Linked DNA regions of Homo sapiens: regions 2 and 3 are each linked to region 1. Evidence: chromatin loops called from intact Hi-C (ENCODE). Cell type or tissue: heart right ventricle. All regions are shown on one strand. Links, peaks and the distances in the headings refer to the core of each region. The heading gives the core; the rest is flanking DNA. Region 1 has its middle 13 kb from the start of LINC01679. Region 2 has its middle 33 kb from the start of LINC00322. Region 3 has its middle 44 kb from the start of LINC00322.

Region 1 (10,394 bases), core at 1,230-9,229:
AAGAAGCATTGCCCCTCCTCCTGCGGCAGAGCTGGCTGAGGCGCCCGTAGGCACGGGAGTTCTGGAAGTGAGTGTGCAGCTTCCGGGCCCCTAGAAACAAAGCGTGGGGCTGAGAGCAGAGGTGCAAGCAATGTGCAGGGAGTGAGCCCCAGCCCGCCCTGCTGTGGCCTCAGCGTGAGGCCAGGCTGTCCTGTTGGCTCTGACCCAGCGGCATTGGGGGCCACGAGGCTGCCAGGGCTGTGCTGGCCTGAGGCTTCTACCTCTGTCTGTTGAAACTCCACCCTGCCCAGTACCACTCTCATCCCACATCCTCTGTGCTGGGGGCCCTTCCTGGTGCTGGGGCCCTCGTTCTATACGCAGTTTGCCCAACCAGGTGAGCAGGAGCTGCAGTCCTGGACTCCTATCCAGGATGCATCCCTGAGGACCAAGGGACCCTCACCAGCTGTGGCTGGAAGCCCCTCAGATGGGCTCCCCAACAGCCGCCCCCCAACAGCTGCCTGGCACCTGCAGCGGGTGTCACAGAGGGGACTTGGGACTGAGGGCTGCTTGCGTCATGTCGTCCTGGGCTGTCGGGAACCCCCTAGAGCTCCTCTCTGGGGAGAAAAAGGGGATCGGGCCCCTCTGTGACATGAACCGTGCAGGGCCAGCTCCGAGGGGCCTTGCCAGGAAAGGGGAGCAGAGCTGCCTTCCATCCCCCATGGAGAAAATCGAGACCATGCTGGCAGCCATCCGGCTGGTCAGGCTTGACCCCTGGGTGTCCCGCGGCTGTTGCACAAAGCACCACAGACGGGGGTCCAGACAACAGACATTCACTCTCTTGCGCTGCTGGAGGCCGGACCCCCGAGCTGAAGCCGTTGGCAGGGCTGGTTCCTTCCGGGGCTGGGGGACTGCGTCTGCCCCGGCCTCTCTCTGCGCCTCTGGGACCCTTGGCATTCCCTGGCTGGTGGAAGCGTCATCCCGGTCCCTGTCTCCCTCTTCACACGCGTTCTCCAGCACCTGTCTGTGCTCAAATCTCCCCTTCTCGGAAGGACAGTGGTCATTGGATTAGGGGCCCAGCCTACTCCAGCATGGCCTCCTTTTAACCAATTCCATCTGCAAAAAGCTATTTCCAAATGAGTCACATTCTGAGGTACTGGGGGTCAGGACTTCGACATAGAAATGGGGGAGTGGAATGGAGACAGACGTAATTCAACCCGTAACAATCCCCTCATAAGCAAAGAACTTCTCCAAACGGAAATAAAGAAGTCTCAGTGGCCCGTTACATTAAATCGGAGACTAGGCCCCAAGAGGCCCAAGCGAATGGTGCCAGGCAGTCCTCGCAAGTGATCTCACCCCAGCTTGAGTTGCAGAGGTAAGCGAAACTGAGCTATTTCTTGTAAATGCCTGCATTAAAGAGAAACAGAACTTAAGCTCCACCAATCAGAGGCAGCCAACAAACTTACATAACCAGGGACTTTCCAATGGGACGGACCCAATAAAGAAACTGCGTACATGCGGCCAATCAGATACTTTCTCTGCTTCACCTTAGGCAACTGCTGTACCTACGACCAATCAGATACTTTCTCTGGTGCATGTCAGGCAACTGCATGCCTGCAGCCAATCAGATACCTTCTCTGCCTGCTAGCAGCCAATCAGATACTTTCTCTGCTTTATGTGTGTCAACTGCATGCCTGTGGCCAATCAGATACCTTCTCTGGTGTACAACAGGCAATGGCGTACCTGCGACCAATCAGACCACTTTCTCTGCTTGACATCTGCGCATGTCCTAGGAGAGCTGCCCCTGTGTTCCCTTGGTGGAGCTCCTGATCCATTCTGGTGTGGGGCTGCCTGATTCATGAATGGTGGTTTGCTCAAGTCAACTCTTTAAAAAGTATATTATGCCTCAGTTTACCTTTTTAAAACATACCTCAACTTGAAAGGCAGGTCGAGAAGAGGAGTAGGGAGTTCTCAAGGATGTAAATATAAGGGAACACTAAACACCGGGAAGAAAGTTCGACCTCATTCGTCAACAAAAGAATGTACATCCGGACACTACAGTTTCCCTGTTGAACTAGTGAAATTGTATTAACTGATCATCCTCAGTGGAGCGTAAATGCAGGTAGACTTTTAGAGGATGTTGTCAACGTGAATCTGCAACCTGAAGACGTTCCTTCAATCCTGGGCTTCTATTTCTGATCCTCTAACATAAGGAAAGATCCCAAGCTATGGGAAAATATTGATGCAGAAAAAGATTCATCTCAGGGTAATTAAAAAATGTACAGAAGCAAATCCAATATAGCAAAAGGAGAGATTTGGGTATATCCATAGGAGAGAATGCCATACAATCATTACAAATTACATTGAAAAAGGATGCTAACGGCACTGGAGACCCCCATGGTTACAGTGTTGAGCAACAAACGTGAGCTAAGCTTATGCACACACACACCACACACACGCACACGTGGGGTTAAAATCAAACCCGGGAGTGAGTTTACGGAGGTATGACTGAGTGTCAACGCGAAGAGGCCATATCCCAGAAAGGAGATTTTTGTATTTACAAGAGGAGGGGCCTGCGACGCATCACAGGGCCAGGAAATGCCAGTTAGTTTGGGGAGGAGTAGGCACCAGCCTTTCTTGGGGTTTCCTTGGGAAAGGCAGGGCAGGCGGGTAGACTCAGGACTGGCTGGCATGAACAATTCTGTTGGACTTTGGGGCGTAGGGGCTGTCCCTGCTTGCCTGGCTCTGAGGTCATCTAGGGCAGGGAAAATGCTGGCTTGGTGTACCAGTGAGATGAAGCGGATGGTTGGGGTATAGACAGGACTGGCTGCTCTAGGCCAAGCCCTATCTTGGCTCTGAAATCAGCCAGCTCTGGGAGGGACAGTCTGCAAGAGTCTTTGAATGCCAGAGCATCAAGAATACAGAAAATAAGAAAATTATAGTGAATACAATTGGCCCTGTGACAAATGGATGCCAAAAAGACAAATACAGAATCTCAGAAAACCCAGCTAGAACACACACACACACACACACACACACACACACACACACACACACACACAGACATTATTTAACTATGTTTTTGAAATGCACAGAAACAGGCAATGCTGGAAGGAAACATTCCAAAATGTTGAAGGTGTTCTCTTTGTGTTGTGAATATATGGTGGGTTTTTCTCCTTCTGTTTCTTGTAATGTTCTTAATTTCCAAATTCTCTGTCAATGAATATGTATTATTTTGATAGTGAGGAAAAAAGGATTTAAACTATTTACCGGCTGCCTGGACAGGAGGCCTCAGCTGGGGCCTCCCTGAACCAAGCCGGCCCCGTTCTCTCACCTGCCGGGCTGGGGGACCCCGTGCCGCTGCACATCACTCGGGCACTGTGTCTCCTTCTGCTGGCATCTCGAAGAGCCGGGAGGGAGGAGCGTCGGAGAAGTGTGTGTGGTGATGCTAGTGGTGAGACAGGGCCCAGGGCATATTGGTGCCTATCAGCTATTCCATAGCTGGTGTCTTGGTCTCTGCAGAGCCTGTTCCGAGGACAGCAGGCTCAGTGTGAGGGGCCAGGTGTCCTCCACACCCCTCTCAGCTGCCACCTGAGCCCAGGCAGGGGGAACTGGCCAGGACTCAACACTGTCCTCTCCAAGGGGTGGGACCCAGGTGGCAAGCACACAGTTGGGATGGTGGGGCCTTGGGGCCTCAGCCTTCATCTGCACACCCGCCACCCCACAGATCTCCCAGACTTCCATCCCAGCGAGGGACCAGGGTCCTGATCTGCCCGGGACTTCCTTGGTTTCAGCACTAAAAGCCCCACACCCTGCTAGTCCAGGCCAAATGGGGAGGGTTGGTCACCTATGCTCAATGTCCCCTCAGAGCCCTGAGCCATGCAGGGCCCCCACATCCCCACGTCTCCACCCCCTCTCACCCCAGATCTGGTCTGAGTGGGAGTCGGTCCTGCGGTCCCAATGGTCTCTGACAGTCACAGTTCCCTGGGATCCATAGCTCCCAGCCACCTGGGGGTGGCACAGAATGTCTCGGGGTGGGGGACAGGTGTCAGAGGGCTTAACTGCACCCCTGTGCTAAGGGCTGTCCTCCCCAAAAGTCCTGGGGGGGACCATTCTCCATACGCCCCTCCTGCCAGATGCTGGACCACCTGTGATGGGGGCGGAGGGACTGCGCCGTCAGCTCCGTCTGGAAAAGTGTGTGTGTGAGAGCAGAGGGGCGGGAGAGAGGATGAGAGAGGAGGGGGGAGGGGGCGGGAAAGAGTGAGTTTGGGGAGGAAGAGAATTACCTTGGGATTCTATCCTGAGGTGACCCAGATAGCTCCTGCTCTGGAAGATACCTTGGTTCAGTCGTGGCCTTCAGGAGGTCAGCCAGATTGCCAGAGAACTCATACCTTTTATTAACATTTTCTCAGGTGCTTTAAACCGCAGTCATTATGTAGGGAGCATAGGTTACAAATTATGGCAAAATATGCTTTTGCTAATCGATTGGCTCCATTGCATATACGCACAATCTACACACACATTCATGTGTCATCAGAACCATGACTCGAGACAATTTTAATGCAGAATTGAGAAAAACAAACTTGCCCAACCGTATTCTGAAACGAGCCCTTTCCAGCCTCCCTCCCAGGGACCTAGAAAGATAGCTCCCTGGAAGTCAGAAAATGGAAGCTGGAGTCTCAGCTGCTCCACAGAGCGCCCTGGGACTTAAGGTGTCACTTGCCTCGGTTTCCCCACAAAGGGTGAGAGAAGGAGGGGGCCTCTTACTTTCCGTCCTTTGCACACAATGGCTGTCTCCATGAAGGCCACCAGGGCCATGGAAGTGAGCAGCAGGACCAGCTCCTAGTGGGCACAGCCAACCCTTCTGCGGGAGCCCCTTCGCAAGGATGGCGCAGTGGGCAGAGGCTGCAGCTTCAGCCTCCTAGGCTGAGGTCACACAGGGCCTCCAGGGGGTTGAGCCGGCTACCCTCCCCCCAGGAGCTGGCTGCCTCCTCCTCCAGCTTTGGCCCCTGGATCCCTTAAAAAGCAAGCGCCACCTTAGAGCCAGGTGATTAAACCAAGACACTGGTCTTTTATTCATGTCTCTGCCAACCGCTGTTTCAGTCTCTTGTCAGGCACATTCATGGCTTCCAGCAGGACGTCGGTAAATTTCTGGCTATGAAATGATTGTGTTTCTACAGCAGCCGCAGGCGGGGTAAACGGGAAGGGTTAAACTGGCTTCCTGTCCTGGAACATTTGGGGATTTTTATCACACGTCACTGTCTGTGACAGCCTCTGGGCCTTTGGAATATTCCGGCACAACTGCCGGCTCCTTGGGCTCATCTTGGCTCAGCAACAAGTTCCCAGGCAAGGCCGTGGTGCCCTGGACAGGTCAAGAGCGGATCGGGACAGGGCTCGCCGTGGTGAGGGGCGGGCTTCTCGCAGGGAAACGCAGTCTGCATCGCCCTGACCATGTCTCGGGGCTGCCCAGGGCAGGTCCAAGTGGGCTGGTGGGTTTCTGGGTGTGTCATTTGCTCTCCCAGGCATGCGTGCAGGCGCCACCCTTGGAGCCCCTGGGCCCTGCTTCCTCGCTGCGGCTGGGACCCTGTCCTGAGGGGCCATGAGCTCCGAGGGGCTGTTTCACAGTGAGCCTGGCTGGGTCCTCCGGGGTCTCCTCTGGGCGGCGAGGGCAAACTCGTGGAGCTTCAGGATTTTGAGAATTGCAGGAAGCGAGACCTGAACTCAAAATAACTTTAAGCCAAAAAGGAAGTTTGTTGAGAGTCCTTGAAGGAGCCGGCCTTGGGGACTTCAGCGACCCAGCCCCCTCCTACTGTCCACCCTGTTTCCCTCTGGGTGGGGCCTCTTTCTCTCCTCTGACATTTGGGACTCCTTCTGGGCCCGGCCTGGCCACACAGCACCCCACAGTCTGCATGGTGGCCCAGCCGGGATACCTCCAGCCCCAGAGGCAAGAGGCCCCCTACTGATGTGGCAGAGGCAGGAAGGGGCTGGGATACAGCCGGCAGCAACCATACCCAGTGCCCACCGCACCCCCAAGACCCCCAGGTGGGGCCCCCGAGGTGGGGACAGGAGTTCCAGCCCAGGCCCTGATGCCCAGTGCCACATGCGTCCAGCGAGCCCCTTCAGCGTCCTGGGTCTGTCCTTCAGCCACAGGATGGGAACATGAGGCAGCTCCAGGGTGGCACCTGTGGCCATGGCCAAATTCAGCCTGCCCATGTCTGACCACAAGCTAGGAATGATTCTAACATTTACAAATGGTTGGGGAAAAGAGAAGGCTTTGTGACACATGAAAGTTAAACAGAATTCCCATTTCCAGGTCCATAAACACAGTGTAATTGGCACAAGCCACACCCACTTTTCCACATCTGTGGATGCTTCTGCACTTTGAGGGCAGAGACCGCAAGGCCCCTTCCGGAGACGGGGTGCCGACCAGAGGCCCCTCCAAGAGACGGGTGTTTCTCATTCAGCCGGCTCAGGCTGACTACGAATTCAGCCTCTGCCAAAAATGCCAGAATCCTTCGTCGTGGTTTTTATGCCCTACATTTTTTTCTAATATGCAAGAAAACCAATCTATGACTGTTCAAAAGTAGACGCTAAAATCCCATTCCACCGCAAGCATCCTAAGGCCCTGCCTGATTTGAGGCCTCTTCCCACCGGGTGTCCTGGGGTCCCTGGGTCCTGACGTCCCTTCCCTGCCTGGGCTGTGACGGTCACCAGGCTAACAGGGCCAGAGCCGGGCTGGGGGCCGGCACTGTGGACGGGGAAGGAACCTGCCAGGCACATCTGTCCTCTGTCGGTCGGTCTTGAACAGTGAGGTGTGGCTCCATCACATGCTCTGGAAGAAGAGTTCAAAAAGGTCTAAGCTCTTCGTGTGCTCCTCAGATGAATGGAGGGGCCGCTGGCTTGTTTCCTGGGAGTGTGTGCTTGGGTTGTGATGGGGCGTCTGTTCTCAGGCCCACGGTCTGACCAGTCATTTGTGCTTTGGGGCAGTGGGGGAGCCATCTGGAAGGTGCGGGTGCCTGCTTTCTGTAGGGTTGGGGGTTCACCCTTGCCTTTGCAAGTGGGCCTGGTGGGAAAGGCGGGCCCTGGGGTCCCAGCCACATGGCCTGGGGTTTAGGTAACCACAGGGTTCCTTGGTGGCAGTTGGGGGTGAGGGCCGAGGGCTTCTCAGTACCAACTGAAAGGTCAGGCCCAGCCACTCAAAACTGCTGGTGGGTTCCAGGGCCTGTGGACTCCACTTTACACCCAAAACAGACAGATGGGGGTGACGCCAGAGCTCCCCAAGGGGTACGGAGACCTGGGTGGTCCCTGGCCCCCTCACTGTGGTCTGGGAGCTGCCGGATCATGGGACACGAAGACCCTATCTCAGAAACATTCTTCTGGGACTGCTATCTTGGCCCAAGCTGCAGAGTCCAGCGTGGTCGTTCCTGGCAGAGGGGTAAGTCAGCAGCAGGCCGGGAAGCAAAGGCTCACAGACCTCACTCCTCAGCCTGCTGCAGGCAGGCGGTGGTCACACTCCTGACCCGGGACTTGGAATTCCTGGATGGTGTGTGCCGTGGGGGCACCCGCACAGACGAGGCCCTCCAGGGACAGTGGCTGCCCCTCCCCAAGCAGCCAGGCCAGGTACTGGGTAGGCCTAGAACCTCCTCTGGGCCTCCCACTGCACCATCTCCCAGCCCTGTTCAGTGGGCCCCGAGCTGGGGAATGGTGACCGTCCACGGCTGGCTGGAAGCCTCCGAGTGCAGCAGAGCCTGTGTGTGCTTCCCCTGAGGCGGGCCTGCCGTCCACAGACGCTCACTTCAAGCTGCCTCTGCCCTTGGGAGCCCTCTGGAATGAGGGGATGCAGGGGGAGGCCTGGCAGGAGGCTGCCTGGTCCTTGGGGCAGGTGAAAAACATGTCTTCTGCAGGAGGAGGGGGTGGTGGAGCCTCAGCAGGCCCTTGAGCGGGGCCTCCCTGACAGCCAGAGATGCAGAGGAAGAAGCAGCGTGGGTTAAAATGGGGCCAGGACAGGCTCGGGGTGGAGGGGCTGCTTCATGAAAGAAGGAGTGGGGCAGGAAAGAGCAGAGGAACCCGCAGGGAGGGCCTCCATCCAGGAGGACAGGAAGGACAGGCCCCCGCTCAGCTGCACGTGACTCAGCCCGAGCGCTTTCTTACTCACAGTTCCCGGGCCTTGCCTGTTCTCATTGGATCACGTGGTGGATACGGGATTGACCACGACCCTCCACCCCGCCCAACTCAGGGTGATGTGTTGCCTAATCTTTTGCTCCTGTTGGCAGAAAATAAGCCAGTAACACTGTCCCCTAGAGAGGCCCAGGGAGCCCCTGCATCAGCTCCAGAGGCCCCTGGAAAGACGTGATTAAAATGAAGGAAGTCAGAGGTCGTCCTCACTGAGCTCTGGCTGGGCACACGCTTCTCATACCCTCTCGGCGACGGGGAACTGGGGCTCTGCGGGCCGATGCCTCAGGCCCAGATGAGATGGTGGGGTCTGGGCGGCCGGGCACCCTTCCTCCTCCGCCAGCCCTGGAGCAGGCGCTAACCCACGTCCGTGGGAGTTCTCACGTGGTCAGCCCCAAACCCGGCTCCCAGCCAGAGTGTGGTCTGGAGCGGGGTCCAGATCAGAGACAACTTCTAGGATCTGCTTGAGCTGGGAGTGAGGAGCCTCTCCGGAGGGGGCTGGGGCACAGGGACGCACACACCCAGGTCGAAGAGGCTCCCAGGCAGCTCGATACGTATCTACAGGAAGCAGTCAGAGAGCGCGGGCACCCGGCTTCCCTGCACCTCGGATGGACCGCTTGGGACTTGCATGGAGGCCCTTGTGATGTCGCCAGGGAGGCAGGGGGCCACGCTGGCCCTCGCTGCAGTGTGGGTTTCTGGGGCGTCTTCTCTGCAGGGAGAGATGCCTGTGGGAAGGGGCTGCTCCCCTGCCCTGGGAAGTTCTGACACCCGGCAGAAGTGGAGACGTGAGAGAGCATGGCCCCAGCTGTCTATTCAGTTGTTCCTTGGTTTTCTCATGCATTCGTGTGACTCCTGTAGCAAGGGTCCACCATGTGCCATGCTCATAAGCAGCCTTTCCAGTCTGTAATGCAGCCCCCAAGGTGAGGCGAGAGGGGCCCTGGGAGACCAGGGCCGTCGGTGGGCGGTGACCTGGCTTTGACGCACAGCATTCACCAGTTCCCGTGGTGCAAACACTCCCAGCATGGCCGATTCCAACCTACCGACGTGAAGTCACGAGACACTGTTGGGACGAAACGCCCCAGTCCATAAGCTGGGGCCCCCAGCCACCAGCCACAGCTTAGGTCCAGCCCAGGGAGGTCAGCGGCGGTGCAAGGAAGCTGTGTTCCCTTAGTTTAAAGTGAGAATATTGAGATCTCGAGAGGCGGACAGGCTGCGCAAGGCCACATGTGCAGTGAGAAGCAGAACGGACCCAGATGCAGACCTTCCTGTGCAACTGAAGGTCCCTGCCTTTCTCTGCCCTCTGACTGCTGCTCTGGCAAGGTCGGGTGGGGGCTGGGGGCCTGGAGACTGGCTCACTCCCAGCAGAAGCCCCTGCCTGCCGCCCCCGGGTGGGGCCTGGGGGCGGCCGTGCAACACCAAGTGGCGGAGAGCAGCCCGATCTTCCTCCCAGCCTCGGTCTCAGGGCCCTGGGCTCCTGCCAGTCTCCCTCTCGCCAAACTCGGCTTCCTTCCTGGGTGCCCTGGGCTTGGAGAACATTCAGGCAGGTCGGGGCAGAGCCCGCAGCGTCGGTGTGCACCCCCAGGAGCCCCCACGCAGGCTTTCTCCTTGCACTCCTTGTTTGGAAACAGCAGTGTTTGCTTTTGAAGGGCGCCGGGGTATACACTGCACTTAAAGGAGGACCGCTGAGTATTTTCTTAACGGAAGAGCAAATATTTACGTCTTAGGAACTAAAGGGCAGTTTGGCGTGTGTGGGATGTTGACTCTCGACTGGGGGCGGGCAGGGAAACCAACCCTTGGCTGCCTTTGGCCTTGCTCGGCCAAAATGAGCAGAGGCGTCTGCCTTGGTCTGGGTGCCACCTGGGCCTCTATTTACCTGCCAAGAGAGAAGGAGGGCCGAGGCGGCTGTGCCAGCGACTGCTCCTCATCTTGGGGTGACTGAGCAACCCTCGATCAGCCCCCTCCTGACCATCACCTTCCCCAGCGGGTGGGGTGGGGGCAGGGGTCCTTCCGCCTCTCTGGCTTTTGCTGTGCCTGAGGGCAGAAGCCCTTGCTTGGTCCCCCCTCCAGCCCTGCCCACACTTGCTGGTGATGGCCACCAGCCCTGCCACGTGGGGAGCACGACCGCCAGCCTGCTGTGCGTCGGCAGATGGAGACTGGGCCAAAGGGTTAAGTTATTAAAGGTAAACACACACACCTGCAAAGGCTAGTGCAGCGGGGGAGGCAGCCGGAGGGGATGCAGGGGAGCC
Region 2 (10,394 bases), core at 1,335-9,334, 50 kb after region 1:
CCAGGAAGTTCCAGAGGAGACACTGGGGAAACTTTTGCGTGTCCTGTGTGAGTTCACACGTCCTGTGTGAGTTCACCGGGGTGGCCACCACAAAGGACCCCAGCCGGAGGCTCCAGCAGCAGACGCGGATCTTCTCTTGTTCTGGAGGCCGAAATCCAAGGTCAAGGCGTGGCAGGGCCAGTTCCTCTGAGCTCCTCCCCTTGGCTTTCAGGTGACCGTCTTCTCCCCGCGTCCTCATGGGCGCCCCTCTGTGCCTGTCTCTGTCCACCTGTCCTCTCTTTATAAGGACACCAGCCATGCTGAGTTAGGGCCCAACCTCACGCCTCCTTTTAACTCATCTCTTTAAAGACCTTATCCAAATAAGGTCACGTTCTGAGGGTTAGGGCTTCGACATATCATTTATGCGGGACATAGTTCAGCCTGTATCCCCCTACGAGTTCCCCTGCACCCCAGATTTGCACGTTCACCTGCGGAGTCTTCTCAGTGCTTTTTCAGGTAGAAACCATGGAGGTAGGAGGTGGGACTTGACTCCGGACCAGATTGAGGACTGTTGAAACAGGAAGGAGTCAGGAGCACCTCTCCATAAGACACGCCCGCCAGGGCCATGGCCACACCCAGAAGTTACCACCCCTTTCCATGGCAATGACCAAGAAGTTGCCTCCTTTTTTCTAGACATTTCTGAATAACTCACCCCTTAATTTTCATATGGTTAAAAACGGGTATAAATATGACTGCAGGCCTGTCCCTGAGCAGCTGCTCCCCATGCTGCGGGGCTGGGGGAGGGGCTCTGCCCTGCAGGCACAGTCACGGAGCTGTGACACGGCCACCTCAGTGAAGCTGTTTCCTTCCACCTCCCGCTCGCTCTGGAATTCCTCCCTAGTGAACCCAAGAACCTTCCTGGGCTAAGCCCCAGCTTTGGGGCTCACTGTCCTGCATCAGTTCCAGAGGAAGAAACTGAGGCCATGAGAGCTTTTCCAACACAAGGCAGAGCAGCCACGGGTCCCCTGCTGAATAATCGCTGCCCGTGATAGGAGCCTCACCTTATCATTGACACCCATCTGCAATGCTGTTCCAAACACCCTGCCTGCCAGTGCCGAGTGGCTGAGAAAGGACACCGTGGCGCCAAGCATACGCCGGGCCTGTCCCGCCACATCAGACTCCAGCATGCAGCAGTCACTGCGGAACATCAGACACGTGTCTCCAGGCTCGTGTCCTTGGGCAGCTCCGGGGTCAAGAGGGGGCTGACGGAAACCTCGAGGCGAGCTTCAGAATTCTCCAGGCAAAATTCTCTCCTGTTTGGGGAGAGGATGGGGTCCACAACGGGGTCAATGGCAAAATTAGTATGACACTAAGCTCCTCAGAGTTTGGTCAGCTCCCACACTGACTGACCCAGGAAGTCCCAGAGCAGCTCAGGGATAGCCACGGCCACGTGAGTTACCGTCAGCAGCCCCTAAATGGCGTCCACACAATAGTGTTGCAGGAAATGAGGAGAACGGGGATCAAGTACACATGATGTATGTTTTAGGGTTGATACAGGCAGAGATGGGGACACACAAAACACCCACCCGGCACTCCTGCAGGGCCGGCCCGAAGCCGCGCTGTCCTGAGCTCTCCAGGCCGGGCCGGGCTCTGCCTGCACAGAGAAGCCTGGGGGTGGAGGCTGCTGAGTCAACGAGGGCTCTGGCGGATTAGGAAGTTTGGGTCAAATCCCCAGGTCCACCCCTCAAACAACCCACCTCATCAAGGGCTCTGCATCCAAAACAGAGCCAGGTGAGGGATCCCCCAAAACAGAGCCAGGTGAGGGATCCCCCAAAACAGAGCAAGGTAAGGTAACCTAGGGAGAGGCCCTCTCTGCCGACACAAACCCATCTCCCTTGAGTGGACGCAGAAGCCAGGCTGAGTCTAGAACTGGTCGGTCAGTGCTGGCACAGCACTTCTTCCTGGGGCACCCCCAGGACGGGGCTGCGCAGAATCAAATCCCACTGCGTTTTCCTGGCTGGCCCAGCGAGCTCCCTTTCCAAATAGGTGGAGGGAAAGCCAGGATGTGTCTCCTGAGTTAGCTGGAGGGACGCTGAGGTACAGAGCAGCGCAAAGGCAGAGCGCGGCATCTTCCCACTGGCAAGGTGTACGGTCCTCCTTTCTGACTCATTGGCCAGCATGGAGGGCCCACTCAGAGGCAGCCCCTCTCCTTGGCCTTGCCCCTCAGCCTCAGGGGCAGGTGGGGTGTGCTGTAGCCTCAGGGAGGCTTCCGGAGCCCTGGGCCTTGCGCTTTGCTATGTGACTTGCTCGGGCCTGTGGGTGTCGGTGGACTTGGTACAAGCAGTGCTGGGGTGTGTGGGTGCAGCCAGGTCGGCCCCTGGTGCTCTGTGTCACTGTGGCCGTGTGTCCTCGCCAGCCCATGGGCCAACGGAGATGAGGACGAGGATCGGAGCTGCAGCCCACCTGCAGCCCGGAGCTGAGCTGGGAGCTGAGCAGGGCACGTGCAGCAGCTGTAGCTGGTGAGCAGGAACCATAGGCGGTTATTTCAGTGTTTCCATCAGGAGTGTGTGTTACACAGCACTAGCGTGACAACAGCTGACTGAAGGGGCCTGTGTCTGCATCACCAGGTGTACCCCGCCTGCACCCCCACCACCCTCATGGACCCCCGTCCACCAGGTGGGCTGAAAGGTCCTGACAGGCCCAGCCACCATCTCCCTGTGATTCCCGCATGGACCAACTCAGGCAGGGAGCCACTTTCAGCCTCAGAAGAAGGCTCCCAGGAAGCTCCACACATTCCGTGCTTTCCCCTTGCTTGGTTTTTATTTCCCTGGTGAGGAGGCCCCCGTTCGCTTCTAAGGAACGAGTCCTCCCAGGAGAAGGATGAAGGCGGGCTCGCCATGGTCCATGCTGATTCACCTGCACTGCCTGAGACCTCCGTCTCAGCAGCTGTCACTCACTGTGCAGGTTTGAGAACAAGTCCAGCAGCCCCGAATCTGGTGGCTGAGGGGTGGCGGGACAGGCTCTCCTGTGGAGCAGCCCCTCTTGCTCCAGGACCCTCGATTCACCCCGGGCCCCAGGTTCCAAGGCGGGGTCGTGTGCTGTGCTGTGGGGCAGGGGAACGGCCCCTTGCTCCTCCCCCAGCTCCTGTTCAGCCCCTGGGGTTGTCAGGCTGAAAAAGCAGCCCTGTTCAGCTTGCCTGCATTGACGCAGCTGTCTACTGGCTTGTTTCAGACAACAGGTCCACGCAGGCCTTGCTCCTGAGCTCGGGCCCCAGGCACACGCCCACACACGGCCAGGCGTGTGCACACTCGGGCAGTCACGTAGGATGAGCATGCCTCGGAGCCCTCGTGCGAAGGCAGCCAGGCCTGGGAGAGCCAGGCAGCTTCCCAAGGGGGCTCCGGAATGCGTCGTCTGCAGGGCAGGGACGGGGACCCGGCAACCCGGCTTCCGGTGGGACTCATGCGGCTGACGCCTCCGCTCTTGGGAACAGACGGGCCTCTGAACTGGAACGTGGAATACAAGGGCATTTTTTATCCTGAAACAACAGCTCTGTGGGCGAACTCGAGACGCCCTGGAAAAGTGTGGAAGCTCAGGCTGCCGGGCCAGCAGGGGCCTGTCCTGAGCGCCGGGCTCCAAGGCCCTCCCTGTTTGCCCTCAGGAAAGGGTCACGCTCCAGCCACCTCAGTCCCGCTGAAGAGTCAGCTCTCCCGGCCCATGCCGCTCCTCACCGGCCAGGAGTCCACAGTCTCTGAGGCCCCCAGCTTCCGCACCTGCAGCTGGGCATGGCAGCTCACACCTGTAATCCCAACTACTACTACTGAGGCAGGAGGATTGCATGAGGCCAGGAGTTTGAGACCAGCCTGGCCAACATGGTGAAATCCCATCTCTACTAAAAACACAAAAAAATAGCCGAGCGTGGTGGCGCCCACCTGTAATCCCAGCTGCTCGGGAGGTTGAGGCAGGAGAATCACTTGAACCTGGGAGGCGGAGGTTGCAGTGAACCAAGATTGTGCCACTGCACTCCTGGACAACAGAGTGAGACTCCATCTCAAAAATAAATAAATAAATAAATAATAACAGCGTGAGAGCTAGCGTAGGAGGAAGCGGGGAGATGGAGGGGGGCTGGGGGTGTCGGAGCAGCCAGTGTCGTTTCCAGTGGCTGGAGTCCCAGAGCCATTTCAGGCCTTAGGGTGACATCTTAGTCATGATCTAGGTTGGGAGCACAGCAAAGTACCAGAAGCCCGCCCCCAATGTCACTAAATGGCACACCAGGCTGGGCATCCCTGCCTCCAAATTTTTTTATGTGAGAGAACAATAAGCATCTCTCGGGGTTTACGGATATTTTCCTGGGCCGTCCGCTCCCTGGCGGTTTGGACTGAACGTCCCGGACCAGCCCCACGGCCCCACCCGCCATACACACTTGTCTAAACAGATGGGCCTGGCGCTCGCTTCCGTGGAAAACCATCATCACCTGACCTTGGGCCAAAAGTAAATACATCTCAAGAGTTTAAATAACAGCTCCCCCCAGCGAGGTGGAATTGTTGGAGAGAACTTTTGAAATCATAACAAACAGACCCTCGGTGGTGCGACCTCAGGCCCCGAGAGTCAAGTGTGAGGAAAGAGGTCATGCCGGTGTGCACGGGCACTGCAGGCCCAGGGGCAACTTCTTCCCTGAGCCTCCATCTGCAGGTGACAAGTGCAGCTCCTGAGGTGGCCGGGCCAGCGAGCTTCCTTGGGGGCTGACCGTAGGGAGGACTCAGCTAATTGGAGCTGCTCAGCCGTCCAGTGCCCCCAGCTGCCATCACAGTGGCGTAGTCGAGCTCCTGGGGAAAGGCTGGGGCCCTGAGCGGGAGGAACAGCATCCAGCCCTGGGCAGCCCAAGCTCCGTGTCATCTCGGGGGAACCTAAAGCTCAGGACACAGAGGGATTCTGCCTCCCAAGCCCAGCTGTGGGACGTGAGACCTTCCCGCTCTCTCCCTGCCGGGCTCTGAGGACACTGGACAAGCAGCAGGCCTCAGCTGAAGCTGGTGATAAGACAGGCTCCGCGTCCACACTGCCTGGCTGCCCTCCAGCTGGGAGCACCGCATCTGCCCCTGTGCCTGGTTCTGAGGCTGGAGAGAAGAGCAGAGGGGCTCGGGGAAGAGAAAGGCAAAGAGCCCCTGAGTTTGCTTCCCTGGGGCTGCTGGCCTCGTCCCTAGGGGCTGGAGCGGGTTTGGAAGGCCCCTTGCCTGGGGGTGTGGGAGTGCACAGTACTGCCGCGTGAGAGTGTGTGTGCACAACTGTCAGTGAAGTGTGTGTGATCGGCCCATGGGGGTGTGTCAGCGTGACTGCGTGCCACGCTGTGAGAACGCACAAGTGTGTCTGTAAATGCACGCGTGCGTGTATGAGGCGGTGTCGGAGGGTGCACGCGTGCATGTATGAGGCGGTGTGCGAGGGTGCACACATGTGCTTATGAGGCGGTGTGTGAGAGTGTGCATGTGCATGTATGGGGCGGTGTGCGAGGGTGCACTTGTGTGTATGAGGCGGTGTGGGAGAGTGCACTTGTGTGTATGAGACACTGCGAGGCTGCACGCATGCATGTATGAGGCAGTGTGGGAGGGTGTGCGTGTGCATGAGGCGGTGTGGGAGGGTGCGTGCGTGCGTGTATAGGGCGGTGTGTGAGGGTGCACGTATGCATGAGGCGGTGTGGGAGGGTGCACGTGTGCATGAGGCGGTGTGCGAGGGTGCGCGTGTGCGTGTATGGGATGATGTGCAAGGGTGCACACGTGTGTGTATGGGGCGGTGTGCGAGGGTGTGCGCCTGCGTGTACGGGGGCGGTGTGCGAGGGTGTGCACCTGCGTGTATGGCACGGTGTGCGAGGGTGCACATGTGGGTGTAGGAGGCGGTGTGCGAGGGTATGTGTGCATGGGTGTGGGTGAATGATGTGTGTGGGTATGTGATCATGTGTGTCGGTGTGAATGTGTGTATCACTGTGTGTGTGTGTGTCCATGCGTGCTTCTACCCAGAGACAGAGCCTCCTGAAGCCCGGCCTGGCCCCCTGGGCCGTGGCCTCAGACCTCTCTGGGCACAGCCCCTCGTATCCACAGCTCATCTACCAGTGTTGGTGATTGACCAAAAACTGCCACTCTGTCTCTGGCAGTGGGCAATCCTTGTGCTTTTTCCAAAGAGAAGTGCCTGTTTCCTTAAGATTCCCCACTGCCAAAATCTCCAGCTCTGGCCTCTGATGTCTCAGCACAGCCAATGCCAGACAGGAATCTTTCCCCGACAGGGTCAGGCCCCCAGTGTGGGGCAGCCACAGCACCCAGGGAGGAGCCTGGCCGTACTCGGCCCCTCCCGTGCCTCCTCCACACCTGACCACCGGCAGCGGGCAATGCCAGGGTCGGCGTGCAAGGGCATTGGTGTGGAGGTGGCACCAGGCTCCTGCATCCTGGCCCTGGAGCCTGCAGTCCCCTCAGCCAGGATACAGCCCCATGGTCCTCAGGAGTGGTCAGTCGCCTGGGAAAAGGGAGGCAGGGCCGAATGCAGAGCCTGCCCATGCCCTGCTCAGGCCCCGAGCCCAGTCCAGGGTGCCAGCCCCCTCCCAGGCCTTCATGAGGCATCTGGGCCCTCTGCTTCCACAAGTCATGATCTGAGGTCTGGTGTTTACAGCAGAGGAGGTCTGGGAGCCCAAACCCCCAGGCGGTAGAAGGAGGGCCGGCGTCGAACTGCACAAGGCTGCCCAGGGCCCCGGCAGAGTAAAGCCACAGCGGCTGCCTTGCCAATGCCCATGGCTGTCGAGGGATGGCCAGGGTGGAGAGGGATGCCTGCCTTGCACGATATCTGCATGTGGGCAATGGGGACGGCCCCTCCCTGGCATGCCTGGAGGAGACAGTGATGCAGGTGCCAGGCGTGGGGAGGGGAAAGGGCTTTTGACATGAGTCCGGCTGGTTCCACACATCAGCCTGTTCCCCCAACCCCTCCCAACCTCGTAACATGCAGGTCAATGACACACGTGGTTGGCTCAGGAAGCGCAGCCACTGGTGTGACCCCTGGAGACCAGGGTGGGTGCCCCCACTAGCTGGGGCTGACGACATGACTGACGGTGATCTCTGACCACAGGGCAGGGTTTGGGGAGAGGCCGCTGGAGCTCCTGGGGGCAACAGGGAGGCTGAGAGGGACCAGGGGCCCTTCCGGCCACCTTTGATAATTTCTTCTAATGAGGTGACTCATGGAGGGCCCCTAGGTAGTTTATGCCGATGAGGTGATTCTGGGTGGGGGCTGGCCTCCCGAGGAGGACCCAGAACGTGATTAGAGGGTTGGGACTTTGCACCAGTTGACATCAGCCTGGTCTCTGGTGTGCGTAGGGGTCCGGAGCCTGAGTTTAGCTATGGGGACGCCTATGCAATAAAACCCCGATAAAAAACTGGACACCAAAACCTTAGTGAAATCCCCAAATGACAACACTCAAAGAATATTGTCCCATATCCATGTGTCGGGAGGGTAGCGTGCCCTGGGGACAGCAGAAGCTGGTTGCTCAGCTCCCCAGACCTCATCCTCTGCACCGCTGCCTTTGGCTACCCTGACTTGTATCCTTCTACTACAATGAGTGTCTGCTGTCCTCACAGGCACAGGGCTCTCCTAAGCTCTGTAAGTTGTTCCAGTGAATTATCGAACAGGAGGGAGTCCATGGGGACTCCACATCTGCAGCCCACTGGTAAGAAGTGAAGGTGACCCTGGGAACCCCCAAATTTGCAACTGGCATCTGAAATGAGGAAAGTCTTTGGAGAACTGTGTCCCTGAACTTGAGTTTGGCTGATTCCAGGTAATATCCAACAAAAGACTTGCATCCAGATGGACAAATTCCCACAGACCAATAAGAAGAAAACTGACCACCCAATTTTAAATAAACGAGTGAAAGGCTTGCAAAAACACCTCCCCAAAAAGTTTATGCAAAGGCCAAGAAACAGGTGAGAAGCACTTGACAACATCAGTCATTGGGGACATGCCAACTCAAGCCACCGTGAGATCACACTACCCACCAACAGCTGCAGAGGAAAGGCCCCCTTACACTATCGGTGAGTGTGAAAATGGTCCCACCACTTCAAAACATCCCTTGCTAGTGTCTGCTGGGCATCCAGTGACCCAGCAGCTCCACGCCTGGGTGTGCACCCAACAGCAGTGTGTGGTTACACACCAAAAAAGTCATACGAGAATGCTTGTGGCATCATTCCTCATAATAATCAAACACTGGAAATGGCCAGTGGCCTGTCAAGATTGAGTGCGCAATCCGTGATCTGTTCACACCGTACAACAGTCCACAGCAGTGAACAAGAACAAGATGCTGCTGCACTCGACAATAGGCACACTATGACATGCAAGAAACCACTCAAGAAAGAGTACACAACACACCACGTGACTCCATTTGTCTATTCTGCCTATATTCAAGATTAGGCAGAACTAGTCTATGCCAACAGACATCAGGGTAGTAACTACCTTGAGGGGCTGGTATGGACTGGAGGGGGCCCCCAAGGGCCCACTGGGTCCCTGGAAATAGTTTACATCTTGATCTGGGCACCTGTTATACAGAAATGGCAGGCTGTGTTTTCCAAAGATGACTGCATAGATGTCTCCCATCCCACAAGCTCTTTCCAATGTGACCTTGAGAAGCCTCCTATTGAGAGTCAAGGTCTATATCCCTTCCCCTTGAACCTGAAGAGACCTTTGTGATCTCCTCGACCAAGAGTATCATGGAAGTAACTCTGTGTGACTTCCAAGTCTGGATCACAAATATGTCATGTGCCTCCTCCTAGCTCTCTTGGGACACTCCATCAAGGAATCCAGCCGCCATGTTGTGAGGAAGCCCAATCCAATCCATGAGGAAGCAACACAAGGAGAGGCCATGTGTAGGAGTTCCAGCCACAGCTCCCCAGAGATCCCAGCCAGCAGCAGCCAACAGACATGTGAGAAAAGATGCTCCAACTTCATGCACCCCCAGGCTTCAGGTCACGCCCAGCCTTCAACTCTTCGCAGAAATCACTGTGCAGAGGCGAGCTGTCCTTGCCTGCCTGGCTGGCCTCCAGGTCCACAGAGTCCTGAGCACAACAGAAAGGCTACGTCATGCTGCTCGGTTTTGGAGAGGTTGTTTATGCAGCACGTGTAATCGGTGTAAGTGAGCACATTTGTAAAGAAAGTAATTGAAATGTACCCTTGAGGCTTGTGCACTGTACTACGAGTAAGTTACGACCCAATTTTCAAAAGGAACAGCTGAACACATTTGAAGAAGAAAAAGAAGGAGGTGGAGTTGCCCCATCAGTTGAAAAGGCTAATCATACAGCTATAATACAGTGTGATGTGTGGTATTGGCCCAGGATAAACAAATTGATTAATGAAGCAGAATACAGAGCCCAGAAATACACCCACCCACAGATGGGCTTGTACATAGGGAAGTGGTGTGTGGGTCCCTGGGGAAAGTCGTTTGATAAATAGGACTGAAAAACCACATTAAAAAAAAATTAGATTCTGTGTCCACACCGTATACGGAAAGTATCTCCAAACAGATTAAGAATCGAAATGTCAAAAGCAAAGATTTAAAACTTATAGGAGAAAATATAGGTGGGTATCTATGTGACCTCACAGTAGGAAGGGATTTCTTATACAAGACACACGAAATATCAACAATATGAAAGGAAAGATTGTTACAGTTGACTTCATTCAAATTAGGACTTTTATTCATCAAACTACGCCTTAAAGAAGATACAGAGACAAGCTACAACCCAGAAGACAAGATTCACCACACAAAAAAATTAAGAAAAGACCACTGTGGAGAATGTACAAATATCTCCTACAAGTCAATAAGAAAAAGCAAATGACCCAATAGAAAAATGGACAAAGGTCATGAACGGGCATTTCCCAGAAGAGGAAAAACACATGGCCAGTGAGTGATAAGAGGGGCCCATTCTCACTGTTAATTGAGGGACACAACTCAGGACAACATACGATTTTGCGTGAATTTGATTGACAACAATTTAAAGTTTTTTGATAATTCTAAATGTTCCAAGGATGGGGATCAACAGCACCCTTGCACACAGCTGGCAAAGTGTAAGTCGATGAAGTCGATGCAAGCATTTTGCAGAAACTGCCAGGCATCACCTTGTCAAGTCAGGATTTTGCATTTCCAAGATCCAGCTTTTATTCTTAGCTCTCCACCCAGGAGAGACCCTGCAGGCGTGCCAGGAGCTCAGTTGGCAGGAGGAAGCCCCGGAGCAGCCCACACGTCGACAGTGAGAGGAGAGAAGGACGGATCACTCATGATAGGATCACACAGTGGAAAATTCTACAACCACGACACTGAATGAACTACAGCGCAGACAGAATACGAACAAATCTTACCAGCATCACACTGAGCAGGAAAAGCCAATCTCAGAAAGCTGCTGAAG
Region 3 (10,394 bases), core at 1,288-9,287, 61 kb after region 1:
GGGGACAGGGAGGGAATGGAGGAGGGAGGACAGGGAGGGAATGGAGGAGGGAGAACAGGGAGGGAATGGAGGAGGGAGGAAAGGAAGGAAATGGAGGAGGGAGAAGCTGCAGTAAACACGTGTTATCCCACATCCTCTACCTCTTTGTATTAGGGGAGCGGCCAGCTCCACTGTGACTTGCACCTCTGCTCTAAGTCACAGGCCCTGTCTTCCACCCAAGGACCTGCTACGTTGGGAAGTCCACCCACTCCAAGAACGGAACCTGGGAGACGTCCCCTGGCTTTTCCTTGGCAAGAGGTGTGGGGATGTGGGTGTGTGAGGGGGTGTAGGTGTGTGCAGGACAAGTCAGTTCTGAGTGCATCCTGGTGGGCTCTGCAGGGATGCTGTGGCCATCCCATGCCTCAGCTGAGCAGGACAGCTGCCCTTGCTCCTGCCTTCACATCGCAGGGGAGAAGCTCCAAAAACAGCCCACTCTGCTCCCACCAGACCCACGTCTTGGAGCAACCACTGGAGCTTCGCTTTCATTCCCGGAGCGCTGTCCTCGGCCTTGCTGTCTCGGCCTTGCTGTCTCGGCCTTGCTGTCTCGGCTTTGCTGTCCTCGGCCTTGCTATCAGCACTTTCCTAGAGGCCGGAGGGGTGGCACGAGGGAGTGAAGACCCTTGCTCAGCTCCCGTCCCCTTTGGCAGGGACGCCACCGTTGCTGGGACATGAGGCCTTGTTGGAATCTGCAGAGCAGGTCTGGCCATAGCTAAAAGGCTCTACCCCAGCCAGAGGCGGCAGGTGATGGGGACACCATGGGCTGGGCAGCCTAGTGTGCCTGGAGCTTTGACGAGTCTCCCGCCTGGCGGGCCCTTGTGGGTGGGTGGGTGTGGACACTCTGTGAGTGGAGGGTCCCATCAGTGGCCCTGGCCCTCCCTAAGAGGACTCTGTGGTGACAGCCCTCCCATTGCCTGGCAGGGACTTTGGCCTCTGGGGGGAAGGTAATGTGCTCAAAGTCTGAGGAACCTTCGGGCAGACCCCCTTCCCGGAGGGAGGTCAACCTAAAACTTGTGCAACTTGACATATGGAGGTGTGGTTTTTTTTTTTCCAAAAAATGTCTCCCAGGGGCTCATTTACCAACACCTCACATCCAAATGCTAGAAGTGGCCATCTGCCAGCCACCGCTGCCTGGGCCCGGCCTTCCTGGGGGCCGCTGTTCCCCAAAAGGGTTCTGTGCACCATTCACCCAGCTCCAGCCTGCCCAACCTCTCCTGTGCCCCCGGAGGGTCACTGGAAGAAATCCTCTGACCTGGGACTAGAGCTTGGGCTGCAGGGAGGAGGGCAGGCATGAAGTGCCCGGCCCCTGCACCTCTGATCAAGGCCCTTCCTGACAGCCTGGGAACCTGTCTGGTGGCTCCTGGCGATGCCCAGTTCACGGCAGGTGCCTGGCTGAGAGTGCCGGGGGCCCAAGCTCTCACTCCTAATAAGTGTGCCTTGGGGGCTCATAAACAAGTCCAAACGAGAACCCGAGGACCCTGGCTGAGGACCCTGGCCTGAGGGGACTCACGGGCATGTTCACCATGGCCTCCAGGGTCCCACACACTCACTTTCCTTCTGCCCTCTTCTCTGAGTGAGGCCAACCCCAGGAGGGTGGGAACGGGTCTCTCTCGGTAAAAAGAATCAGAGTTGATGCCGGGGATTAGGAAGAGAGACCATGTCCCTCCTGTGGGGGGATCTGCCCCTCCTCCAGGACGTGGTGTGGGGGTCACAGCAGCCCTTGGAGGTGCTTTCCAGGGGGACACTGCCTGGGGCCTTGTGTCCACTGTGACACTCCGGCCGACCCTATGAGGATGTCCCAGTTCCTTCTGTACGGCGAGGGGCCCTGGCACAGTGAGGCTGAGCCAGGCCCTGGTCCACCACTGCCCCTGCCGGTGACCGCTGTGGATTGGGGTCATGGCCGCCGGGAGGAAGGCGGTGGGGACAGTGTCAGCACCCGGGCACGGGCCGTGGGCACCGTGGCCCCAGCAGCACCTTGGCTCCTGCCAGCGGCCGGCTGTGAGTCGCAATGTATTTTGTGCCTTCCCTGAGTTTGTTTTCTCTGGAAAGCGGGAGTAACAGCAGCATTCACCTCGGGTGGGCGTCGTGGGAGTTTGAGGGGATCACACTCAGGGGAGTGCGTTGTGTACGCGGACTGCTGCCTGGACAGGGACAGCCGTGGCCATCTGGGTTCTTGTGGTACCCTCTGGAAGAGGGGCCGAGGTGGCTGGGGCGCCAGCCCTTCCTGCTCCCATCTGAGAGCCCCGGGTGTGATGAGGACTGTCAGGGCGGCCACCATCCAGCTCTGAGAGGGGGGCACAGGGGAGGGCCCAGGAGGAGGATTAAGCCAGAAAGACCAATCTCATGGGGAAATGACGGAGTGGAAGCTGGACAGCTCCCTCACACCTGTGCGCACAGTTGGCCTGCAAACAGCCTTTCTCCGCTTCCTCTTTTGCCTTTCGAGATCAAAAGAACAGCTGGCCTGGGCTTGCTGCTGGGATGCGGGTGGGGCTCTGGGGGGCAATTAGCAAGGCTTTGAAAAGGGTCTTGAATGGACAGGGATGCCCATAATCGGGAAGCAACTTCAGTGGAAAATAAAACCTCCCGGGTAGCTTGCCAAGCAGAAGCAGGAGATGAAGGTCGTTTTGTGTGCACGCCATGGCTCCCAGCCTGGGGGTCCAAGGCCAGTGTGCCAGAAACTGCCTGGAAACTGCAAACACAATGGGACCCACCAGGGAGGACACCCCCTCTCCAGGGCCAAGGGCCAGCAGGGAAGTCCCAACTGCAGTAAGGTTTCCAGTGGGGCCTGCTCCAGAGGAAAAGGGAGACCCTCCCTGATCTGAAGGTTCAAGTTCATTGCCAGGAAGCCGCCCCCCTCAACCCGCCTGAGCTTGTGGGGACCCTCCCAAGGCAGCCATGGGGGCCTCTCACACCGGCCCCAAAACAGCGTCAGGAAGGAGCTACTGAAATCAGGCGGGTCTCCAGGGAGGAGACGCCCTGGCCACTGGGCCTTTGCCAGATGCTATTGCTTTGAAAATGGCCCAGACTCAATCTGAGAAGTGTCACTGGCTTCACCAAGAGGAAGGTGACCCACGTCTCCAGGCTCTAGTTGAATCATTTCTGGAAACTGGGTGAATGCTCCTTATAAATGAGCAAAATCTGAAATCCTAAATTAAGTTATTCTTAAAAGAACACTGCCACATCAATTTCTGATACAGTTATTCATTGCTCAATAACAAACGACTCCAGAACAGATTGACTTGGGGGTTCTCCTGCTTCCACAGTGCCACTGGGTGCAGGGATGGTTGGAAGGTCCCAAATGGCCTCACTCCTACAGCAGCTCAGCTGGGCTGCTGGTGGGAGGCCTGGTCCTCCACTGACTGGGCCTCTCCATGTGGCTGCTTGGACTCCCTCACAGTATGGCAGCCAGGTTCCCATCTGCAGGAAGTGGAAGCCTAGTTTTCTTAAGATCTGGGTGTGGAAATCTCAGGATGTCACTTCTGCTGCATTGTTTTAGTCAAAGCCATTAATGGGGAATCCAGGATCAGGGATTTACACTCTGTCTCTCGGTGTGAGGGGCAGTATGCAGTTGTGCTGGGGAGGGAGAATTGGTAGGGCCATCTTTGATGACCACGATACTATAAGCCTGTGTTCATGCAGAACCACCTTGCCACACTGCCCAGGGCCAGTGTGCAAAGACAAAGGTAAGTGTGTTGGGAGAGTCTTAGAGACAGGTGCCGAGTGCAAACCTGCCTCTCGGTGCTCAGGTACCTGGGCCCCTGCCAGGTGAGATGGCAGACTGTGCCCTGCTGTCCTTCAGAGGCTTCTGGGCCTTTCCCTCTCTCTGTACCATCTCTATCCATCTCATGGGCCTAGGATCTGTAGAGCTGGGACCTTCTCCATCACCACTGCTGTGGGAGCTCCTTCCCACCAGACAGGCTCCCAGAAAGCCCTGGCAAGGCTGATCAGTTGGTGGGAATCCACCTGCAGGTCCAGAAGGGGGACACCAAAGTCAAGCCCTATTGATTTTTGCCTCTATCTGTAAGCTGCAGAGTGGAGCACCCTGCCCTCTCCACCCCATGTGGAAACCCTCCCATCATTTCACCTCCCTCCCCACCCCAAGCTCCAAACAAATCCTGTGCCTTGGTCTACGATGAGGAGGGGGGAGGAGTATTTAATTTGGTAATAAACTTGGATCAGGTCCTGCTCCTGAAAACAGAGCCTGCCTCCATCTGCACTTGGCCATATACACCCAGCCTTAGGATTTGGGGGCCCAGCTCAGGAGGGAAGGGGATAGGCAGCCCCTGAGCCCTGGTGAGACACTCATGGTGTGGCCATCTAGAGAGGGTGCTCGCCGAAGTCTAGGGTCCAGAGTGTAAATGAGCAGTCACTAAGGTTTAGAACAGTATCTAGACCTTGGAAATGTATGCAGCATTCAGCAACAAGCCATTTAACTTCCAGAGATTGACCTCTAAGCAAAATATTGGAGCTGTGTGCAAAGACCTCTTGTATACAGTGATATTCTGGGTGACATTTGACATTCTTTCTGCAAATGCCTGAGTCATGCCCAGTTCATGCTTGTGAGGGGCACAAAACAGTGAACAAAGTCAACAGCTGTGTGCCTGTCCCGGGACAGAGAGCTCGTGTTATTTGCTTTTGCAAATGATTAGATAAAATAGATTTGACGAAGATAGAGCGCGCACAGCCAGCCCTCCCCTGCCCCAGCCTATTGAACGCTTGCATTTTCTCCAGACCTCAGCCCAGACATCACATGGGTGGGCACTCTCCCTGACCTAACACGGCTTATACTCGGGACTCTGTGTAGTCTCGCCCACAGCACTCCTGGTCTGTGATCAACGTGTTCATCTGTGGACCAGCTCTAAGTCCCATGGAGCAGGACCAAGTCTCGGTGACTCCAGCCCCACCCCTAGCATTGTGCCCGCCAGGTTCCGCAGCAGATGCACGGGTGCGGCCATGGAGTGGACACGCGCTTAAGTAAGCCCTGTGGGACTGGGCCCTGGGGCTGTTTACCCACGTGCTGCCTTATTCAGCAATTTTAAAGGAGCTGTAGGAAAATACGTGTGAGAAATGCTCATAAGATCATATCAAGGGACACAAGCCCATTATAAAACAGCAGGTACAATTTGATCGCAAGCAAAATAATATCAGTAGTATCTGTGCATTACAGAACAGACTCATATCCTGCTTCTGGGAATGTAAAATGACACCTCCTGTGGGTGCACTGGGAAGGGAAGGATGGTAGGCCAGGCTTTGGCAGTTTCTTTAAAAACTAAGTCTATTACCATGACCCAGCAATTGTACTCTTGGGCATTTATCCCTAGGAAATAAAAACTTCTGATCACACCGAAAAGGGCACACGAGTGTTCATGCATCTTTATTTATAACAGCCCCAAACCGGACACAGCCAACCCAGATGTCCTTCACCAGGTGACCGGCTAAACACACCGTGGTGTCTGGAATACAGCGGTAGGAAGAGGTGAGCTACTGCACACACCCACCTGCCCGATGTCACGGGCATTGCACTAAGCAAAAAGGCCAGTCCCAAAAGGTCACGTTCTGCCTGATTCTGTATATACCACTGTCTCGAAATGACCAAGTGTGGCACTGGAGAACAAAGGAGTGGTTGCTAGGGGTTGAGGATGGTTCGGGGGAGGAGACCAGCAAGGGGGAGCCCGAGAGAGATAGCTGGGTGATGGGACACCCTGGACTGGGCGGTGGCTTCATGAATCTACACGTGCGATCGAATGGTGGAGAACTGTGCACACATCGTACAATACCCATTTCCTGGTGTCAGTTAGCGCTATGGTGACATCAGCGGCAGCTGTTGCAGGGAAACTGGGTGAAGGGCCCATGAGAGCCCTGTCTGCTCTCCTTGCCACTTCCTGTAATCTGATAATTATTTCAAAGGAAAAGTAAAAGAAAAAAATGCTGCAAAGAAAGATTCCTAAAGGTAACTGGATTTATGTCTTAGTGCTAATATTAAACTGATTTTTTTTTAAAAATCCACTTCATTTCCAATATTTTCCATGCTTTCTCCAAGCAACATGGATTACATTTGAAACTAAAAAATAATCAAGAGTGAACATTAGGCGAAAGCAGGGATAGAATCTACAGGAGCTCTCTGGACTATCGTTGTAACTCTCTGTGTTTCTAAAATTATTTCCAAATGAAAAGAAAGTTTTTAGGCTGGGTACGGTGGCTCACACCTGTAATCCCAGCACTTTGGGAGACTGAGGCAGGAGGATCACTTAAGCTCAGGCATTCAAGACCAGCCTGGGTAACATAGCGAGACTTCATCTCAATAAAAATTAAATAAATAAACTTTTTTAAAAAAAGAAAAGTTCTTAAAAACAAATAGCAAATAAGATCAAATGTTGCATACGTGTAGTGAAAAGACAAAAAGTAACAATAAAGTGAGAACTCTTTGCTTAGGGGAAACTCATTAATTAGATTAGAGCAATTAAAAGAGGAAAACAAAAATATCATGAGATGTTGTGAATAAGGCATTTAAAACATTTTAAAAGTCCGGTCTCTTCATAGAGTGCATAGAGAGGGTGTTGGTGAATTTTCTGTCCCTAGGGCAATACCTGGGTGACTAGGCATATTGGATTAGTTCGTTCCAGCTGCCATAACAAAGAACCACACACTGGGTGGGTGGCTCAGACAACAAAAATGCATTCTCCCAGAGTGCTGGGGGCTGGAGGCTGAGATCAAGGTTCCAGCAGGGCTGGTGCCTCCCGAGGCCTCTCTCCTTGGCTTCTAGATGGGGTCTTCTCCATGTGTCCTCGAGTGGACATCCCTCTGTGTGTGTCGGTGTCCTAATCCAGCAGGGCTGGTGCCTCCCGAGGCCTCTCTCCTTGGCTTCTAGATGGTGTCTTCTCCATGTGTCCTTGAGTGGTCATCCCTCTGTGTGTGTCGGTGTCCTAATCCAGCAGGGCTGGTGCCTCCTGAGGGCTCTCTCCTTGGCTTCTAGATGGCGTCTTCTCCGTGTGTCCTTGAGTGGTCATCCCTCTGTGTGTGCTGGTGTCCTAATCCAGCAGGGCTGGTGCCTCCTGAGGCCTCTCTCCTTGGCTTCTAGATGGCGTCTTCTCCATGTGTCCTTGAGTGGTCATCCCTCTGTGTGTGGCGGTGTCCTAATCCAGCAGGGCTGGTGCCTCCCGAGGCCTCTCTCCTTGGCTTCTAGATGGCGTCTTCTCCGTGTGTCCTTGAGTGGTCATCCCTCTGTGTGTGTCAGTGTCCTAATCCAGCAGGGCTGGTGCCTCCTGAGGGCTCTCTCCTTGGCTTCTAGATGGCGTCTTCTCCGTGTGTCCTTGAGTGGTCATCCCTCTGTGTGTGTCAGTGTCCTAATCCAGCAGGGCTGGTGCCTCCTGAGGGCTCTCTCCTTGGCTTCTAGATGGCGTCTTCTCCATGTGTCCTTGAGTGGTCATCCCTGTGTGTTTGTCAGTGTCCTAATCCACTCTTCTTACAAGGACACCAGTCAGATTCAATTAGGGGCCATGCCAATGGCCTAATTTTACCTTAATCACCTCTTTAAGGTCCCTACCTCCAAATAAGGACATTCTGTGGTGCCGGGGGCTAGGGCTGCAACATATGGACTTGGAGGAGCACAATTCGGCCCACAATGATTGTCTTTCGGGTTGATGTTTTAATTATCACCTTATAGAAAACACTGAGAAAAGCAGCGAATAGGCCACATTCGAGGACAATGATGCAAAGAAACAAAGATGAGGTAATAATTTGAACTTAATCATTATATTTATTTATATCCCAACATTCAACAAACTTCTGGCACCAGATGGACATTCTGTGACTATTTTTGAACGATCTTATGAATGACATAAATTTGTCCTCTTTGGCTGTCTTCTCATGTGAATCCTAAATAGGTTTTCCAAGGTATACAATAATTCAGACACAGAACAAACACATTTTGGTCTAATTTGAATAATAAGAACATCTATGTTGCCCTTTCAACATGAGAACTTGGACTTACAGATCTAGACCTTCCACTTTTCCAGGTTCCTCTTGCAAGCACTCCCCACTGGCCGGGTCTAGTTCCCAAGTTGCATGTGAAGTTAAGCCTAAATAAATACCAACAATACTGAAGGGTATTATTTTGTGATACTAGCAGTTTGGGAATAAAACATCAAGGCACCAGCAATTCCGCTCCAAGGTGTATACACAAGAGAACTGAAAACATGTTCACAGAAAAACTTGCACATGAATGTTTACGGCAGCATTATTTGTAAGAGCCAAACAGTGGAAACAACTCAAATATCCATCAATTGGTGATTGGATAAACAAAACAAGATACATGCATAAAATGGAATATCATTTATCTATAAAAAGGGATGAAATGTTGATACATGCTACTATGTGGATGAATTCTGAAAACATTTTACTGAGTAAAAAAGCCACACACAAAAAGCCACATGTTAGATATGACATGCCCAGAACAGGTAGCTTCATAGAGAGAAAAAGCAAATAAACAGAAAGATTAGGTGGATGAATGGATGAACAGATGGATGGATGGATAAATGGGTGGATAGATGGATGGATGGATAAATGGGTGGATAAATGGCTGGATGAATGGATGGATGGATGAATAAGTAGATACACTGACGGATGGATGAATAGATGGATGGATGGATAAATGGATGGATGAATGGATAAATAAACAGGTGAATGGGTGGATAGACAGATGAATGTATGGATGGATGAATAGATGATGGATGGATGGATGATGAATGATGGAAGGGTGGATGATGGATGGATAGATGAATAGATGGGTGGATGGATGAATGGGTGATAAATGGATGGATGGATGGATGAATGAACGGATGGATTATACTCAGTATAATGTTTTCAGAATTCATCCACATGGTAGCATGTATCAGCATTTCATCCCTTTTTATAGACAATGATATTCCATTTTATGCATGTATCTTGTTTTGTTTATCCAATCACCAATTGATGGATATTTGAGTTGTTTCCACTGTTTGGCTCTTACGAATAATGCTGCCATAAACATTCATGTGCAAGTTTTTCTGTGAACATGTTTTCAGTTCTCTGAAATGGATGCATGGATGGATGGATGGATGGATGGATGGATGGATGGATAAGTAGATAAATGGATGGATAGATGAATAGATGATGGATGGATGGATGATGAATGATGGAAGGATGAATGACTGATGGATGGATGAACAGATGGATAGGTGGATGGATGAATGGATACATGGATGGATGAATGGATGGATGAATAGATGATGGATGGATAATGAATGATAGAAAGATGGATAATGGATGGAGAGATGAATAGATGAATGGATGGATGGATGGATGAATGGATGGATGGATGGATGGATGAATGGATGGATGGATGAATAGATGATGGATGGATGATGAATGATAGAAAGATGGATAATGGATGGAGAGATGAATGGATGAATGGATGGATGGATGGATGGATGGATAAGTAAGATGGGACATGATAGGTGAGTCCCAATGATCATTAGGTGCAGCCATGATGTAAACCTGTCAGGGGAACTGGAAGAACGTACGGCCTCTTTTCTAGATCTGCCATCCAAAGGCAGTCACAGTTCTGAGGCCTAAGGTTCTTTGAGCACTTACCATGTGCCAGGCACCATGCCAAACACTGTGGTCAGCTCAACACAGGGATGAGAGTTGCAGACACAGACTCGGAGATGCTGCCACAACCACTGGCCGCAAGTGGTGGGGAGCTGTGCAGTTGGACTCTGGAGCCTTGACACCCCCAGACAGATAATCAGAACTGGCTGACTCCATCAGCCAAGGCTGAGATCCACTGTCCTGCGAGCTCAGTGCAGCTCTGGTGGTAAGAAACTAGCCTCCTTCTGACAGCTCCTAAACCCAGATGAACAGCTCCCACTCTTCTTGCACCTTGTGAATGCTGACCTGGTCTATCCTGCCCCCAGCCCACGTGGCCAACAGGACTGGCGCTTGGCTCTGAGGCTACATCCTCAACTGGGCCAGGCACGTCTGCCTGTCATGAGTTCTGGTGGTCTTCAGCCCTGCCGAGTGACGATGACTAACAACGTGTCGGTTCTGTGCTGGTGCAGTTCCAGATGTCCCTGCATCGTCTGACCCCCACATCCTCCTGAGAATACACAGTAGAGAACATCTGGCCCTGGACTCAGCCTCAGCCACTGCGTCACGCCTGAGCCAGACTGCTTTTTGGAGCCTCAGTTTCCTTTTCCGTGGAATGGGTGCTGTCCTGATTGGGCAAAGTCATCTGAGGCTGACTGATGCACGTGCCCTCGCACCTCCAGGGTCTGCCCACAGCAGGTGCTCAAGGGGCTGGTTCCCACCGACCCACGGGG

What was found. A loop is a pair of places that touch in the nucleus more often than their neighbours do. Peaks named below come from ENCODE experiments on the same cell type or tissue, not always from the same donor. Only the 100,000 strongest peaks of a DNase experiment are listed, where the experiment ranks them.
Region 2: it touches region 1 in a loop (3-fold over the local background); 14 of 110 quality-filtered maps call a loop at or near these places.
Region 3: a loop joins it to region 1, with 3 times the contacts of the local background. A loop is called at or near these places in 9 of 110 quality-filtered maps.

The regions. Positions count from the first base shown.
Region 1 is chr21:43,343,973-43,354,366 of GRCh38, reverse strand. No RefSeq gene overlaps it. Among named protein-coding and RNA genes, the nearest start is that of LINC01679, 13 kb to the left of the region's middle. RefSeq lists a silencer at 1-155 and enhancers at 566-805, 976-1,065, 1,206-1,505, 3,365-4,024. In heart right ventricle, for the core only: no CTCF peak of the experiment used is centred there; DNase peaks (open chromatin) are centred at 5,310 and 8,125; H3K4me3 peaks cover 374 bases; H3K27ac peaks cover 1,806 bases.
Region 2 is chr21:43,294,182-43,304,575 of GRCh38, reverse strand. No RefSeq gene overlaps it. Among named protein-coding and RNA genes, the nearest start is that of LINC00322, 33 kb to the left of the region's middle. In heart right ventricle, for the core only: no CTCF peak of the experiment used is centred there; DNase peaks (open chromatin) are centred at 3,348 and 4,395; H3K27ac peaks cover 1,309 bases.
Region 3 is chr21:43,282,671-43,293,064 of GRCh38, reverse strand. No RefSeq gene overlaps it. Among named protein-coding and RNA genes, the nearest start is that of LINC00322, 44 kb to the left of the region's middle. RefSeq lists a silencer at 2,302-2,596. In heart right ventricle, for the core only: no CTCF peak of the experiment used is centred there; no DNase peak of the experiment used is centred there; H3K27me3 peaks cover 743 bases.